Regions from separate parts of the Homo sapiens genome. Here region 1 is linked to region 2. Evidence: read pairs that join two places in POLR2A ChIA-PET (ENCODE). Cell type or tissue: GM12878. All regions are shown on one strand.

Region 1 (4,000 bases), 74 kb after region 2:
GAAAGTTCTAGTAGCCAGGGTTATGGCCACAGGCTTTGGATATTGTGGCTGTTAATATTGTGTTGGTTTAAATTTGCAGTATTTTTTTTAAATGATCAGGTAAAATGTTTTAAAAGTCATGTATTCATTAAACAATAGATGGATCTTTAGTTATATACCTTTAGGCTGATGAGCTGTTAGAATGATCTGCAATAACAAATATAGAGCTACATAAAGGCAAAGTTTTATAACACATGCAGCAGCAGTGGTAATAGTTACAGCTTATATTAGTTGTGTAGATATATAATCCTTTATTTGAAACTCTTGGGCCTACACATATGTAAGAATTCTGAAAATTTAAAATTTTAGAAAGGTAAGAAGATAAGTGGATTCACAATCAAACCAGTAATTACACTTGCTAATATTTGTAGCATATGCATATTCTCATCAAGTGGTAGATAGAGGCCACTATATAGGCCTTGTGTTGGTCAGCTTAGGTCAGGTTTTGCCACCCAAAATCAGGTGTTAAGTTTTACCTTTATATATATTATGAAAACTTTTTTGGTTTTCAGAGCTTTTTATACATTTCAGAGTCTTAGAATTGTAGACTTGCAGCAGTAGTACTAATAATAACAGTAGTGGTGGCAGTAGTTGGTGAAGGAGACTAGGAAAGATAAGGAGATGAGGACGCACATGTCACAGGTGTGCATATACACATAGTTCAAAAGCAGTGAAAAACACAGCTATAATATTAAGAAGAGGAAAAAGGGTAAAAATGCTGAATTTAGGATGTTGTCTACATTTTGCTGTAATTTTTTTTTCTATATTGACAACAAAGACTCATACAGTCCTTAATTTCTTTGTTCTGAAGTTGACTTTTTTTTTTTAACTATTCCTCTTCTCTGAAATCAGTGGCCATTCTCATTTTGTCAGGGAGTTTTCTTGTTGATTTCTCTTTTTCTATTTTCTAACACCCTCTAACACTCATTAGAAGACCACTTTTTCTACCACAGGCAAGGCATGTTGCATTGGCTAGATGGAAGGATTGAGTCTATCATAGGGACACAAACCCAAAACTGTGACTCTTAGGGGATCCTAGTAATGAAGAATAGGTCACAAATGGTGAGACCTGGTTGGTAGTAATTAAGAGGCTACACCAAGTTGTTGTGTTAGGAAATTATAAAACAATTGATGCCATATCAATGATGAAAGATTATTTTAAGACAGTTGAGTCCTCAGTGATTGATTCCTAATCTGATTCCAGTTTTACTCTTGAACCAAACATGTAAGATAACTTTTAACCTTTGCCTTTTAACATTTGTCTTTTATCATGTGTTAAGATTTTTTAAAATTATGCTTTCAATACTTATATTTTGAAGAAAACTCAGATGAGCAAAATAAAGAGAAAATCAACCATAATTACTATAACAATACTTAGTGGCCACTATTTTTTCAAATTAACCTTTCTATATAGATTAATATATTTCTTACCATGAAATAAATGACAGCAATATCCTATTTATGGAAATAACTTGTTTTTTGGTTATTTGGCAATTGAACAGAGCTTTGGCAAAATGTAGTACACTATATTTGTAGTTAAGTTATTGTAGATTTAATTTTTTACAATAAATTCCTTGCAGTGGAATTTTTGGTACCTCTCCTACTCCTACCTTTTTCCTTTGTATTTTGTTATATATGGTTAAATTGCCCTCTAAATAGTGTTGGTTTTGAATTTTTTGGATTTTTATTGCTTCTTCTATTCCAAAACAAGAGTGCATAAAAAAGGACAAACTGATAATCAACAAAAAATAGATAATCATATATGAAAAGGGCTTAGCATGGTATTAGTGGGTTATAGTAAGGACTTACTATATTATAGCTATTATTAACTTTATTAAGTTATTTAAAAATTTATTACATTATTTCATGAATAATTTATGATACCTTATAAAAATCTATACAACATGAAATATTACATAAATGAAGACATCAGGGGTTATGGAAAAGAAAATAGAAAATAAGAAATTAAGATTTAGGTAAGTATACAGATTCAGAATTTGGTATATTAGATGTTTGTAATAAGAAGGCCATAAATTTGGCCGTGGACATTTTAGCAATTAATAAAAGAGGGTAAGTTTTTGGTCACTTGATTCAGAGTGTTTCCATAAAATAAACGCAAACAAACCAGAAATATGTGTCATGTAGATGATAATAAAGAGGGTACTATGAAATAAATGTAATGAATACAGTTATCTCACTATATGCATAGGGGATTGGTTCCAGTATCCAAATTAGTATTCGAGGTTCTGAATTGATATTCAGCAGATACCAAATTCCAGTAATGTTCAAATTCCTTATGTAAAGTGGCATACTATTTTTTGTATAATCTGTACAAGCCCTCCCCTATACTTTACATCATCTCTAGCTTACTTATAATACATAATATGATGTAAATAGCATGTAAATAGTTTTTATACTGTATTGTTTTTTCCTTGTATATTTTTATTGATGTATTCTAATTTCTCGTTGTTTAGTAAAAAGCATATTTTTTCTTTTTTTTTTTTTTTTTTTTGTCGCCCAGGCTGGAGCGCAGTGGCACAATCTTGGCTCACTGTAAGCTCCGCCTCCCGGGTTCACGCCATTCTCCCGCCTCAGCCTCCCAAGTAGCTCAGACTACAGGCGACAGCCACCACGCCTGACTAATTTTGTTTTTGTATTTTTAGTAGAGACGGGGTTTCACCGTGTTAGCCAGGATGGTCTCGATCTTGGGATCTGCCTGCCTTGGCCTCTCAAAGTGCTGGGATTACAGGCATGAGCCACCGCGCCAGGCCATATAAAACATATTTCTAATCCAATGTTGGTTGAATCTGCAGATGCAGAACCAGATGAAGGGTTGACTGTAATGTACTAAAACATATACTTTCATAAAATGTAGTAGTATACTAAATGTTGACCCTCATTTTATTTATAAGCCTGAAGTACAATTTGGTGAAAGCACTTTTTCAGGGATGGGAGGGCTTAGAGGTGTTGGTTGTTGTGGAGGTGGTGTGGAAACAATATTATCCTAGAACAGTTGGTCGTCCTTATCCATAGGTTCTGCATCTATGGATTCAACCAAATGCAGATCAAAAATATACATATTTTTAAATTGCATCTGTACTGAACATGTACAGCCTTTTCTTCTTGCTGTTTCTCCCTAAATGGTAGCACAACTGTTTTGTTTCATTGTGTCATTGTTTAAGTTTACCTACATGCTGGCTTAGTTTCAATCAGAGATAGATTTGAAGGTATCTTGAGGAATGGAGGAATGTATTTTTGGCCCTGTCTACTCTATGTGTTGTCCATGGGTCAGTAGCATTGTTATCACCTAGGAATTTGTTAGAAAGATTCTAATCTTCTAATCTTAGGTCCCAGCCCGATCTATTGAATCAGAAGATCTGTAGTGATTTATAAGCACTTTAAAGTTTGAGAAACACTGTTTTAAAAGATTCTCCATAAATTATTCACATTAAGTGAGCTTTTTATAAGTAGTGACAATGTGTACGAGGTAATTTTTTTCCTGATAAATACCTGAAGTGCAGAAATTCTATGAATTTAGTCATTGTGTGGGGTAGGAATGCCATTTCTCTGTGAAAGTTGAGGAATGAGATAATACCCAATCAAAGATATTAGAAATACATTCTCAAATAATGAAATAGGACCACAGTTGATGTCAAAATTGTCCTGAAAAAATTTTCTAGGTATTTGGATAATAGAGCTTTCACCCAGATGGATTAATCTGGACAGTTTCAACAAACTGATATATTTATGTAAGCATATCCTGAGTCTCTAGGAATCAGATCCGTGGTGATTTATAAGCACATTGAAGTTTGAGAATCATTCTTTTAGATAATTCTCCATCAGAGTCCTCCAAACAAGGAGTGATAGTCAAGTTGTAATTGGGAGGCTAGGGCAGCCTTTGACCCCAGTGCCTTTGATAGGCAGCTGTAAATCCCATTAAGATTAATTCCCAGAGACTCCC
Region 2 (4,000 bases):
TTCTGTTATTTCCTTGAATAAGCTTTCTACCCTTTGCTCTTGCTGACCTCCCTCTTAAGCACCAATAATTCTTAGATTTGGTCTTTTGAGGTAATTTTCTATATCTTTTAGGTGATCTTTCTTGCTTTTCATTCTTTTTTCTTTTTCTTCTCCATGTATTTTCAAATAGTCTGTATTTGAGCTCACTAATTCTTTGCTCTTCTTGATCCTTTCTGTTGAGAGCTTCTAATGAATTTTTCAGTTCAGCAAATATATTTATCAGTTTCTAGATTTCTGTTTAATTTAAAAAAATTATTTCAATCTCTTTGTTAAATTTCTCTAATAAGTTTTCTGGATTGTTTTCTTGTGTTATCTGGGAGATCACCAAGTTTCTTTAAAACTACTATTTTTGGTTCTTGGTCGAAGAGCTCACCAATTGCTGTTTCATTAGGGTCAGTTGCTAAATCTTTGCTTTGTATGCTTGGGGAAATCATGGTTCCCTGTTTGTGGTTGTTACTTGTGGATGTACATCTATGTCTTTGCATTGTAAGATTAATTTGGTCTTATTTAATTATTATTTTATTTATTGTTGTCTTCTCTGTCTTGCTTCTTTTATTTTTTTATTGGATATATTTGCTTATAGGTTCTTTACTGTCAGGCAACTGCCTCCTTTTCAGTTCTAGATGGCACCTTAAGCCCAGATTTGTCTCAGCTCTAGCAAGTGTTTGGAGTGCTACTCTTCCCAAGTGCAGGAAGTCCCAATGGGGATACCTCAGCAGTGGGATAGGCTGGCAAAGGTTTGTGCCCATGCTCCTGGAGTGTGATGCTGCTTAAAAGCCACTCTTATTTGGCCTTTGGCCAAGTTGTAGAGCAGTTTCCAGAGCTGGAGATAGTAGTCCTGCATCCCTACTTTGTCTCTACCTGTCCTCAGGGATATTTCTCCTTTCAGGCACTAATGATGCTTCTTATGGGCCAGGGGAGGGACAGATCTCCTGTCAGAGAACCCAAGATGGTGAATAAGCTCTTCGTTCACTTTGATCTCACTTTTCCAGTGTCAAAACAGTGATTTTGGGGAGTATTTTTTGCATACTTGGTGCCAGGAAGAATGTGGAGTGAGGCATTGTGGATGTGCCAATTTTCTTACTGCCTACATGAAGTTTTTTCACTTTTTTGTGGCCCCAAGAACTGACTTGTGTTCATAATTTTTGTGTTTGAATTCTGGTATATTTCTGGTAATAATCTTGGCACTGTATATTTGTTTATGGTTTTCTAGGGGGTTATGCTAGCTTGCTTCTCTGCTGCCATTTTGGAACTGGAGGTCCTCAATTCTTCTTTAGAATAAAGAATTATTCTTATTAAAGGAAAAAGAAAAGGATATTAGAACATAAGATATAAGGCAAGTTATGATTTCTATCCGTTTGCTTAAAAAATTATCTATCTATTTCCTTTTGAAGCCTTGCCTTTTAAAGCAGTATGGTATAGTGATTAATAGTGACAGCACTGAAGTTACTCTAATTAGGTTAGAATTCTGGCTTTGCCAGTTTCTAGCGTCAAATCTTATCCAAGTTACTTAATTGCACTGTGACTCAATTTCTTCATTGGGTAGAGGGGGGATAATACCAATTCCAACCTCAAAGTGTTTAGATAATGCTTGTCAAGTGCATAGTGTACCTCCTGGTGCTTAATAAAATTGAGCTACCATAATTAGTCGCAACTTCCTACATTCATATAAATTTTAATGCATAATATACTAAAAAACATGTTGTTTGATTACTTAGCTTTGGTCCTGTCCTAAAGGACATATTACTGTAATCACAAGACATACCCCATCACAACATTGACTGACTTTCGCTATCACATTGTGAATTCAGGAAGTGGAAGTGAGGTTTATGGTCTTGTGTAAATACAATAACTGTAGCCCTTCGTGGAGTCTGCTATTTTTGCTATTGTCACTGTTATCCTGCTAGAGACCTTGACTCTGCCTTTTGCTCTTCTATTTTGATACATTTGGTAGGTCACTCTTAAATTGATATTCCTCAAGTGTTCATTTTACTGATCATTGTAAAGCTTTTGTAAGGAAACAGACCCATGGCAGAAACAGAAACTCTTTTGTTAAGAGAAACACTTTAAGAGACTTTTTCAAAAGAAAAAAAGCTAATAATGCTCTACATAATAACCAACTCTCTGTGTGGCCTGGCGCAAACCTCTTCAAAGCTCTGGGCTTAGTTTCATCATCTGTAATCCTCAAGGAAAGAATGAAATGGCCCTCAAAGAGATAAAAAGTTAGAAAATTTCCTCTTTCTGGATGGCTGCTTCTCAGATATTAAAAACATCTCTACATAGTCATTGGCAGGAGAGAGGAGGGATCCCCTAAAGTCAGCTCCTGGCAAGATTCTTTATTTCTCTCTACTTGCCAAGTTGACAGCCTTCAGACTCTTAAGACGGATCTCATTATGTATTTAAGCTGTGTCTACCTCAGTCTCCACAAGACACCTAGGACTTCCAGGGTACCTGCGATCACTAAAACCCCACTCTATATAATTTTGTATATCTTCTTTTCTGATGTCACCCCTCAAACCTCCCACTCCTGAAATTCATCCATTATGCTCCCTGAATTCATAGCCAGCAAAAACTCAGAATCCTTAACCTCATCTGAATGTTTCCTTCCCCTTCCTGGCCTAACTGAAACCTGTGCCCTGAAGACATTTCTTCCCCTGCCACCCTTTCAGGTGGTGCTGGTTTTTTTTCCTCCCATGTCTCATACCTCTGAGACTGGTGGTGGGGTGGTTTCCTCCTTGCTCCTCATTGCTGTTTCCAAACCATTCTCCCTTTGTCTTCCCTAGCATGCTCAGCTTTGAATCTCATGTCATCAAACTATATCCTCTCCTTATAGTAATCTATTGATTTGTATCTATTCTTGCATATCTTTAAAGAAATGTAGACCCTGGATCCTTGTCAATTTCTGTAACACTAATCTTTTCATAGTTTTTGGTGATATTTATCTTGGATAGATATCATATTTTAATCCATTCACTTTTCTACTCCTTGAGCTCTTTTCCTCCCATGATTTTGCCCTCCATCATAATACATACATTCTCCAATAGTTATGGTCTAGAAATACTTCCAAATTACAACAATCTTTGTAATACTTCCAAAATCTCACTTTGAAGAGCACTACTGTTTAACCAGACCACCTATATGCTGACAATTTTTAAAATTCCTACTGGGAGCCTGAGGCTCCCGGTGGTTACAGTAGGCCCAGATATCAAGTTTTTAATTTCTTCTCTAGCTAAACAACACTCTCTTGTAATTTTATCCAGATCATGGCTTTAAGTACCGTTAATAGGCTGATGATTCCACAAGTTTATCTCCAGACTGGTTATTCTCCAAAACTCCAGCTCATGTTCAACTGCTTAATTAAGGTTTCCACCTGGATTTTTAATTTTTAATAGGCATTTCCAACCTAACATGTCAAACTCAGGAACTGTGTATGTGTTGTTCTCTCTGCCTGGAAAGGTTTTTTTCTTTGGAGATTATAGGCATCAATCCATCACTCTTTTCATGCTTCGCCCAAAGGCCTCTCTAACAGTAAGGCCATCCCTGACTACTCTGTCATAGGCATAGCCACATCCTCCAGACCTATCTACTTCTCTTTCTTTGATTTCTAGCATTTACGATATCAAGATATACTGCCTATTTTACTTATCTGGTATTGTTTGCCTCCTCCTGCTAGAATATAATCTCCATAAAGGCAGTTAGCATTGACTGATTTGTTCATACTAAATCCTTTAGAATAATGTCTGGCACATAAAAAGGGCTTACTATATTTTGTTGGATTAACTAAGATACTGGCATTTTATTTTGTAAAAGTGTTGTACCAATTATCATATTTTTTCTACTTAATGAGGAAAGTTACCTAATTTATTAGAATAAATATTTTCATCTGGCTCTAAGGAGCTCAAGTATGCTGTTTTCATTTTTAATAAAAAATACACCGGAAAAAATCATCAGTGTGTTTTTG

What was found. Peaks named below come from ENCODE experiments on the same cell type or tissue, not always from the same donor. Only the 100,000 strongest peaks of a DNase experiment are listed, where the experiment ranks them.
Region 1: POLR2A ChIA-PET joins it to region 2 with 6 read pairs; 2 of 35 experiments call an interaction of 5 or more read pairs at or near these places.

The regions. Positions count from the first base shown.
Region 1 is chr4:149,600,587-149,604,586 of GRCh38, reverse strand. The region is part of intron 8 of IQCM (IQ motif containing M); the gene reads left to right. Among named protein-coding and RNA genes, the nearest start is that of IQCM, 210 kb to the left of the region's middle. In GM12878, no CTCF peak of the experiment used is centred here; no DNase peak of the experiment used is centred here.
Region 2 is chr4:149,674,132-149,678,131 of GRCh38, reverse strand. The region is part of intron 7 of IQCM (IQ motif containing M); the gene reads left to right. Among named protein-coding and RNA genes, the nearest start is that of IQCM, 140 kb to the left of the region's middle. In GM12878, no CTCF peak of the experiment used is centred here; a DNase peak (open chromatin) is centred at 1,831.